Regions from separate parts of the Homo sapiens genome. Here region 1 is linked to region 2. A link is a loop called in an ENCODE intact Hi-C map of the cell type or tissue named here. Cell type or tissue: heart left ventricle. All regions are shown on one strand.

Region 1 (5,000 bases), 210 kb before region 2:
AGCTGTGGCCCCAGCTGTGACCCCAGCGGCCCCACCCGGGCTCCCGGAGAGTTAGGGCCAAGCCAGCCCCCGCCCGCGCCCTCCGCAGGTCTCGACTGCAGGGGCGGCCTGGAGGGGAGGAGCGCGGAGCCGGCCTTTCACAGCCTTGGCCCGAGCGCCCTCTGCTGGCCGCACGCCGCCGGCCGCCGCTCACCAGGCTGGGCTCGGAAACTTCCAGGGCCTGAGGTGGGGTCAGGCGGGGTGGGGGGGATCCCGTGTGACCCCCTCCTGTTCCTTCCCCACAAAGCAGCCAGACACACGTGTTTCCCCCACGGTTCCGGGGTGGTGCACATAAGCCTGCAGCCGGTCCACAGGCCCCAGGTGAAAGTTCCTGTTCTGCCCTCCCGGGCCGGGGGCGGGCTCCTTTCTGGCTGATGCCCGTGCCCCAAATTTGGGGGAAGGAGCACAAACCCAGCACCCTTCAGAGGCTGATTTTCTTCTATCGTGGGGAACACCCCTGCAACCTGGGTACCCCCGCTCAAGTCCCCAGTCCAGCTCCTGCGTGACTCCCAAGGACCCTACCTGCAAGCCCATCTGTGGCATCGAAGTCCCGACCCTGCGGGAGCTGATGCCCCCCGGACTCCCGCAGGCACTAACTCACTTCATCCTCCCACCGACTCCACGAAGAAAGGAATCTTTACCCCGTTTCACATGGAGAAAACTGAGGCACAGAGAGGTTAAGCTACTTGCCCAAGGTCACACAGCCAGTGAATGGCCCTCTAGGATTAAACCCAGGGCACAAAATGAGTACAGTCGACCTCCAAGTGTGGAAGAAAACCCACATCATCAACCCCTGTCTGGGAGGTAGGGAGGTGGGGCGGTGCCTCATTTGCAGGACCTGAAGAGAGGGCCCATTTGAGCTTACAGTCAGCCCACAGGCCCCTCTCTGGCTCACCAAGTGGGTGGATGCCTCCCAGGTCTACACAACAGTGTAGGGCCAAAGATACAAACTTGGACCACCCCAGACTCAAGGTTTTGCCCAACCATTTTCTAGCTGTGTGACCTTGGGCAAGTACCTAGTCCTCCTGCGCCTCCGTTTCCACATGTGCAAAATGGGGTGATCATCTGTGTTCAGGATGAAACTAGCAGGGGCCTGCCTCGTTGGTGCGGCCGCATCAGTGCTGTGGGTAATGGTCCCTCACCACGCCCCATCCTGAGCCACCCCCTTCTCTCCATCTGGCCCCTCCTTCTCTGACTCCTAGTCTAGCTCCTTGTTTGAGTCTGACAATGTGCTCAGGTAGGATGGATTCAGAAGCCATATCTGCCCCAAGCCTGGTGGACAGCGGGTTTACCCTCTGTGCTGTGACATGCCCAAGTGACCCGCTACCTTGAACCTCAGCACCCCCCACCAGCGTGCACCACACACACATACACACAGCTCAGTGCCCAGGTAGGGCCCAGGCCTCCAGACAGGGCAACTGCTTCCCATCTCACACACACAGCACCACGGCCACACTCTGCTGAATGTCACCTCCTCCCACTCTGCCCAGAGGTCCTGGAGTCACTGACAAAGGAAAGAGGCCCCCAACAAGACCTCCCCGAGTGGCAGCCAGGCCTGGGCCCCAGAGGGCTCCGCCACTGACCAGGTGTGAGATGTTACAAGTGTCATTGAATCCCTGAGTCTCAGTTTTCCCATCCGCAAAACGGGGTTAAATGAGATCATCGGTGGAGAGCCCCAGAGCAGGGGACGTCAGTGGGTGTCAGGGGACGTGGCTGTGTTGTCACAGCGCCCGTGGTTCCTGGCACAGCCACAGCCTCATGAATAGCAAAGGGTGATCTAACTCGGCACCCAATAAGTCAGGCCCCACCATGACCCCCAAGGAGGCATTTCAGCCCTTCGGCAGGTGACGAGAACAGGCCCCCATCCTGCAGCCGGTGACGAGAGCACAGGCCTGGGGGGCCGCAGTGCTCTTGTCCCACACCCTGTGGTCCTTTGAATGGTAACAAAGCTGACAGTTACCAAGGGCTGACCACAGGCCGAGCCCTGCGTGGAGTGCTTTACAAAGACCACCTGTTGAACACAAAACAGCCCTGTGAAGCATATGACCTGCCCGTGCGTCCATTTCAGGCAGTGTAAACCAAACCCTCAGGCTCCAAGAGGGGCCCCGGGCAGTTCACAGGGTGAGTAGCAAGTGCCCCTATGCTCCCAGCTTCAGACACAGGGAGGCGGGGGGCTGGCACCATGAAGTTTACCCCTAAATGTGGATTTGTCAAAACCCGTTTTGCACCAGAGAAATGAGGGCTTTGAAGTTCCTGTCTTCCCCAAGGGAGGCAAAAACAAAATGAAAAAACTCTGGAAAACTCACTTTGCTCCAAAGAAATCCAACCTACAGGGGCTCAGTCGACCTCAATCACTTTCTGGCCACACCCAAAGTGCGTGCACAGCTGCAGGAATGATGTTGTAAAAGTATATTCATTGGCACGAAAGAGAGCCACGATCTAGCGGTGAGTGGGAAACAGCTCGGCAGGTTGCAGACTCTCTGTGGGGTATGATTCACTTTTTGTATGAAAATGCCTGGATGGATGAAGAAAAGTCTAGAAAGAAATCCGTGCACATGTGAAGAAAGGTTTGTTCTGGGTGCGAAATTCCAGGTGGTTGCTTTCTTTTGGCTTTATCTGGGTTTTCTACTGTATCTGCAAGGTAAACATATTAATTGTGTAACCACAAACATCTACAAAATCGGAAGTGACCTAAAGGGACCGGCCTACTGAGCCTTGGCCACCGTGGACCCCGGCCTGGGCTGAAGCGGCCACGGCCTCAGCTCTAGCCACCAGGTGGCGCCCTTGATCTGTTTTTGCAAAAAAAAAAAAAGGCCCACAGAATTCGCAGGGCAGGAGGGCGCGGGGGCAAGGATGCCGCCCTCTGCCTCAATTCGGTTCCAGACCCCTGGACCAGGGGCTGGTCCCCGAGGTCCCATCCAGGGTCAGAGTTTCTGATTCTGAGACCCCCTACACCCACCCCATCTCTGCAGACCCTCAAATCCCAAGTCAGGCCGTTCGTCTGCGGAGCACAGGTGATGCTCTGCGCATGCCCGTCTGCCCAGAGGTGATGGCCTCAATGCGTCCTTCAGAGGCTTTGGGTCCAGTCCCTGCAGGGGCTGCCAGGGTCCATCTGTTCTGGAGGCTTCCCACCCACTTCTGAGACCTCTCCTCTGGCTCACCTCGGGGACTCGGTTCAAACGACCCCTCTCCCAGCCCAGGCGCTCTCTACTGTGTCCTGGTCTATCTGCTTGTGAGCACTCAGAGGGATCTGCCATTATTTTATTTCCTATTTCTTTAATTACAGTCTCTGTCCTCTGATGACACTCCTGTCTCCACCAGGGTAGGGGTCTCATCAGTCAGTTCCCCACGGGCTCCCCAGGGCTGAGAACTATGTCTGGCCCACAGTAGCACTCAATATGCACCTCTTGAATGAGTGAAGGAATGAACTCCCACAGGTGACTCTGATGCCCAGTGGGTGTGGAAACCTGGCCGATTAACCTGTCCCTTGGGGCCTTTCAAGATCTGGCCCGACCCACGCATCTTCCTTTTCTTACACCTTCTTCCTCGTTTGCTCCAAGGATCTAATTACTGCAGCTAGGAACACCCCTCTCCAGCCTCCCGGCCTCCGTTCAGTCAGTGCCTTCTGCCTGGATGTCCTGCCTCTTAACTTGGCCCATTGCCCTCCTCCTCCTCCCTGTAGCCCTCCCGGGCCTTTCCCTGAGTCGGAGTTTCTCTCTGTGTCCTGTAAACTCTACCCCACATCTCATGGGCCCCTCGTGTTCTGCTTGAGACACTCGTGTCTTCTCAAACGAGCAGCACCATTCCGGGGGCCAGGCCTGCACTAAGACCCTAGTGTGAGTGGTGGCTGACATCTGCCAAGGAGCTGGATGCAAATCACAGCTCCAAGGCCCCGCCCCCAGGCGCTGTGCGGGGAAGTTGGGTGTGACCAGGGGTTCAGCAGCCCCTCCCCAGGAGGCTCTGACACAGGCTGTGGCTGGCAGCCTTGGGGACTCACCTCTTACTTGGCCCAGGTCCTGGGGTGAGATTAAGAACAGAGAAGGGGCAGTTCCTGACCTTGGCCCTTTGTGGGACCCGGGGCTGAAGGGTAAATCGAGGCCTCCTGGTCCTCCTTGTTCTGCGGCAGAGCTGTCTGGGTAGCTGAGCCCTCTCCCAGGCTGCTTGGCTCTGGGCAGGTGCCCACCCACCCCGTGCCTGGTTTCCCATCAGCACTGACCTCGCAGAGTTATTATGGGGGTTTTAGGGAGTGGACACCTGTCACGCTTGGACAGGCCTGACACACAGCAAGTGAGTGTTTGTTGGACAAGAAAAAGCCTCACACAGAGAGCAAGCCCTCGAGTGAGGCACGCTCCCACCCAAAGAGGTGGCAGCTGCAGCAGGCTCGCCCGGCTTCGCATCCCTGCTCTGCCACCTGCCTGCAAGCCACCCTCCGAGCCTGGGTTTCTGCTTTTGTCATGGGGACCCTCATCCCGCTTGTTCTCCCACTGCACCATGAGCTCCCCAAGGCCCGGTGTCCTCTCACCTTTGTGCCCTCAGCTGGCGGCCCCTGGGTGCCATCTCTTCCCTTCCTTTCTCTGGCCCCTGTGCCCAGCCAGGCCGGTCCCATCCCCCCAGCCCACTGTGATTCCTGGACCAGGGCCATGGCAGCCAGGATGCATCTCGGATTCCCTGGGGGCCACAGTTGGGTCCGGAAAGATCAAGGTGCCCGGTAAGCCCCACAGCCTCTGAACCCACTTCCTGGGCTGCCACGCACCCCCACGCAGAACCAAGTGCACGATCTCTGGACCTCAGCTGGGGTTTGAATCCCACTAACCAGTGGGGGACTTTGAACAAGGACTTCACTCCAAGCCGGGGTATTTACAAAAACCCAGGTCTGGGTCCAGGTTCCGAGGTGGTGGCCGATGTTCCTCTTGAAGTCACCAGATTAAGCATTGATTTTTCTGGCTGATTCCAGTTTTGGA
Region 2 (5,000 bases):
GAATCGCCTGAACCCGGGAGGCAGAGGGCGCACTGAGCTGAGATCACGCCACTGCAGTGCAGCCTGGACGACAGGGCGAGACTCAGTCTCAAAAAAAAAAAAAAAAAAAAAGACACCAGAGAGTGCTGCCGCCAGTGAGCTGACGGAATCCGCAGTGTGGATTCGGGCCCGTAGGATGCTGGGGATTGTCAGTGCCTTCTTTGAGCTTTGTCTCCTCCCATACTGCCTCCTCTGCACCACAGTCAGGAGGGAAAAAGAATAAAAGATTAAGAATGCAGGTCAGTTCTTTTTCGGGAGCCGATTTACATTTTAAGCAAGTATGCAACAGGTGTTTCTCATTGGCTTTCGAAACAGCCCTCACCTGAAAAAATATTTTTCAATAGATTGATGCAAAATTCACAATAGGCTCTTAGACTGTGGTGATGGTTTCATGGGTGTATGTTTATCTCCAAACTCATCAAGTTGTATAAGTTAAATATGTACAGCCTTTTATATGTCACACTTCAATAAAGTGTAAAAACTCACACAGTCGGCTACGAAACTGTTTACACTGCCCATATTTGCCTTACAGTGACCTAACACCTGTCATAATAAAACCCTCAAAGGTGCAGCCACAACCTCTCCTGGCTTCTCCCATCTCCGTGGGATAAATGTAGGCCGTGAGATAGGGGAACCGCAGTGAGCAGGAAGACCTCGCAGAGCTGTGAAACATTGCCAGGCTCTGATTAACAAGCCAGTACCTTGCAAGGAAATACAATGCTTGTGTTGAGACTGCCTTTCCTAAACACTATAGCCAGGCCCTGGGGTCTGGGGCTTATACAGCTTTTTAAGAGCCTACAAAAATGTTGAAGGGCAGAGAGGTAGAAAGAAAGAAAAAGAGAACTGGCTTGAAGATATTTAAAAACAACAACCCCAGCCTGGGTGTGGTGGCTTACACCTGTAATACCAGCACTTTGGGAGGCCAAGGCGGGAGGACTGCTTGAGCGCAGGAGTTTGAGATCAGCCTGGGCACACACGGTAAAACCCTGTATCCACCAAAAATACAAAAAAATAAAAAATAAATAAAAAACAGAGCCTGGTGTGGTGGTGCACACTTGTAGTCTCAGCTACTCAGGAGGCTGAGGTGGGAGGATACTTGAGCCCGAAAGGCAGAGGCTGCAGTGAGCCGAGATTGCACCACTGCACTCCAACCTGGGAGATACAGCAAGATGCTATCCTCCCCCCAAAAAAACCAAAAACAAACAAGAAAAATCCCCAAATTAATCCGTTTAAGTAAAGGCCTACAAATGTAATACTGGAGACCTCACAAACTATTTAGTGTTCTAATATCCAATCAATTTGAAAACAATTTGTAGCTTTGTAGGAAACGCTGCACTTTGTGAGAAATTCCCTATTATTCGAGGTCATGATTAAGAAATCAACATGGAGTGTACGCTTACGGCCAAATCATTTCAGAAGTAAAATAGGAAAGTTTTTCAAAGAATTTGCCTTCAAAACAATGTGTATTTAAAGCAGGATGTGGGTGCATTTTAATATTTGGTGTGGAGTGGTGGGTGACACCTCCAAAAGTCAGATGACCTAGTGCAGTGATGTCCCAGAGAAAGATGAATACAACATGAGCCACGAATGGAATCTACAATTTCCAGTAGCCACATTTTAACAAATATAAGCAGGGGAAAGTTAAATTATCCAAAATAGTATCATTTGAATGTGTAATTGGTATGAAAATTAATGGCATTTACATTAATTTCAAGAGCATGTGTTTAGTTCATTTTTTTTGGCGCTAAGCCTTTGAAATCTGCTGTTTTAGGTTTACATCTCAATTCCAACGGGCCACAGAGCCTCAAAGTTACTAACACGAGTCTTAAAGTGACCTGTTTGCCACCACCAGGGATTTGTGTTTCCCATATCACGGCAGGGATGATGCTATGGGGCACGGGAGTGCTCAGAGGCCCCCACACCGCGGGCGCCAAGGCTTCAGTGTTCCACGAGGAAACCATCGCGGACATTAAGTTTGAAACAGAAAAATCAGGGTCCCACCTCTGACAAATTATCTCCTTTAGCATTTTCCAAGGAGGCCTTCAATCTAAGTGTGTTATTTTTAAGACGATTCTTCTGACAGCATAAGCAATGTTTTGATTCTACTTCCCAAATATCCTAAAAGCTTAGCAACACAACAAAAAATGGAAGGGGGTGGCCAACACTTCATTTCTTTTAATGAACTCAAGTCTGTGAAACTGAACACAGAAACACATGCTCCAATGTTGGCATTGGGGCCATTCGCGCCATCTGCTGGCCAGACCTAAGCACAACACCCGGCTCCTGGGGAAAGAATCTTAGAGACAAGCAAGATCTCCAGTCACTTGGTCTCTGGACCTTTTTGTCCCGCCTGTATACCGACAGCACAGCCCCATTGAGCAGGAGACTTCTCATGGATGTCATCCTCACTGGCACTCGTAGTAGCAGCTACATTCAAACTCCACATCACGGGCCAGCCACAGGGGCACTTTTACGCTTTAACTCTTTGACTACTCACACAACCATTATGATAGCTACTTTTAATGTCTCCCATTTTACAGATGAGGTCACTGAGGCTCAGAGGGTTAAATCACAGGCTTAAACAAAGGGTAAATCACATGTTAGCAAAGTTGGTGACAGAGTTGGAATTGAAGGTGGGCAGTCCAATTTCAAGTACATGTTTTTTTGTTTTTTGAGACGGGGTCTCACTCTGTCGTGATCTAGGCTCACTGCAATCTCCACCTCCTGGGCTCAAGCACTTGAGCAATTCTCACGCCTCAGCCTCCCCAGTAGCCGGGATTACAGGCAGGTGCCACCGTGCCCAGCAAATTTTTGTATTTTTAGTAGAGACGGGTTTTGCCTTGTTGGCCAGGCTGGTGTGGAACTCTCGGCCTCAAGTGGCCCGCCTGCCTCGGCCTCCCAAAGTGCTGGGATTACAGGCATGAGCCACCGCACCCAGCCCCCTGTTCTTAATTGCAATGTTATAAGGTTATTTCAAATATAATTAATATAATCATCCCTCCCATTTTGGGGAGACCTCAAGTGCAGTTATGGCTTAGTACTTGAGGTCACCGAAGCTAAGAACTCATCCTAAACCATACAAAAAGTGACAGGCACAGAGAAGAATCCCACCCCAGGATATGAAAATATCTCATACATACATAGATTCTGTGATTTTGTGTGGCTCCACTAAAAGAAACGCTCACTGCAACAACTACGTTCATTTCACAACCTACGAATGGGTCATGAGTGAATTCGGAAAAGGCTGGCTTAGGCACTCCCGAGTGTTCAAGAACATGTGTTTAGTTCATGTTTTAGAGTCTCTCCTCCAAAAGAGACGAAAATTTTGGTTGAATGAGAAAAACAAACATTTCCTACATGACTCAATAAAATTTCTTTGAGACAGGGTCTTGCTTTGTTGCCCAGGCTGGTCTGGAACTCCTGGCCTCAAGTGATCCTCCCGCCTTGGCCTCCCAAAGTGCTGAGACTCCAGGCGTGAGCCACCACGCCTGGCCCTTGCTGTTTACCTTCTCTTGGTGGTGATTTTCTGGTGAAAGTCAGCAAGCTCACTGCCAGCAGGCCAGGCACTTGCCGCATCCTTTGTTCTTCCTCTGCCAGAGGATCTCTGGTGTGAAGCTAACCCGAAAACGGGGTGAGGCAGGCGGGTTCAGCTGGCCCCTTTGACTGAGAGGGTTTTCACAGGCAGGCTCACATGCACACGTGCACACACGTGAGCACAGGCTCACAGACAGGTGTCTCACACAAACCCACCACAGCTCCATCCTGCTTCCAACCAAACATGACAGGAACCGAGTGCACCTTCCTGTGCCCACCCTAAATCCCTGCCACCTTGTTGCAGCAGCATCTTTACACAAAGTTCTTCCCATGAGGCCCTGTTCCCACAGTGAGGAACCAAGGAAGCGATGTTACAACAAAGACTGGGAGGAAAGCCAGGCAAAACCAAGCAGAAAATCAAGGGAAAGGTGAGTGTTCATGGTGGCATCCTGGTGGCAGGCAGATGGCAGGTGTATGTTCACTGCCAAAACCCTTTCCACTTTTGTGGATGTTTTAAAATTTTCATATGTTGGAAAAAATTAAGTGAAAGAACACAATTTGTCTTCTCCATGAGGTTTATATACTTTACTTTCAACGAAAGCAGCTCTTAACAGGGTGTGCAGTCAATATTTAATGGCAGGACGGCTTGACATTTAGTGAAACAAAGAGCCAAGATTACACTAGTATCTCTTTGAAGTAGAAGATGCCATCAAACTTATGAATACTTAATGAGCACCTACTGCATGCAACTTACAGGTGCCTGCAAAGATGCTGAAGTTTAAGATGAAGAGTTCCTCTAAGACTTCATATGCATTTTAGGAAACATGAACATAAATATTTGAAGAAGCTTAACGATCTCAGTGAATACTTCCTAGATCCTCATTAGCAAACATGTAGTGTGCTTTTATGCTTTAGGTCCTGGGCAGCAGAGAAATGAGCCTGGGCCTCATCTAGGGTTCACATCCTGGTGGCAGCAGAGCTCCCTCCCAGGTTCTGACAGCCCAGTCCAATCTTGGATTTATGCAAATGTTTTAAATTTGCCAATTACAAAAACTATCCCCTTGGGGAGGTGGCAAGGTCCCATCCTGGGAAAGCGCACTCTAAAAGGCCTGCAATTTAGACTCATTTTCCACCCTAGCCCGTCACTAGGGGTGGTAAAAACAATGAAACTCTGGCTAAGCTAAAGCTGAATATGAAAGTTGGCTGCTGAGATAATCAAGCTTCAATCTCCCCTCACAGCAGTCTTATGCTAGCTAGATCTTCCCCACGTTGATAAGACCACAGGCTTGATTCATAAAGTGAAGAGGAAAATGAGCTGGAAACCGTTAACCTGAAAATTCAGATATTTTTCTAGTGCACCTGCTTTTTTATCTCTAAAAAATAAGTTTTCGGGCTAAAAAAACAGGGCTGGAGAGTGGGTGGGTCTG

Evidence for each region. A loop is a pair of places that touch in the nucleus more often than their neighbours do. Peaks named below come from ENCODE experiments on the same cell type or tissue, not always from the same donor. Only the 100,000 strongest peaks of a DNase experiment are listed, where the experiment ranks them.
Region 1: a loop joins it to region 2, with 5 times the contacts of the local background. A loop is called at or near these places in 72 of 110 quality-filtered maps.

Annotation. Positions count from the first base shown.
Region 1 is chr20:57,592,294-57,597,293 of GRCh38, reverse strand. No RefSeq gene overlaps it. Among named protein-coding and RNA genes, the nearest start is that of ZBP1, 26 kb to the left of the region's middle. RefSeq lists silencers at 49-222, 243-302. In heart left ventricle, CTCF peaks have their summits at 188 (motif pointing left) and 2,790 (motif pointing right); DNase peaks (open chromatin) are centred at 153 and 2,811.
Region 2 is chr20:57,379,250-57,384,249 of GRCh38, reverse strand. RBM38-AS1 (RBM38 antisense RNA 1) reads left to right here. Exons shown (of 2, transcript NR_149006.1): 2 at 1-90. LOC124904938 (a long non-coding RNA gene) reads left to right here and starts at 1,646. Exons shown (of 2, transcript XR_007067671.1): 1 at 1,646-5,000. RefSeq lists an enhancer at 2,183-2,477. In heart left ventricle, a CTCF peak has its summit at 2,290 (motif pointing left); a DNase peak (open chromatin) is centred at 2,289.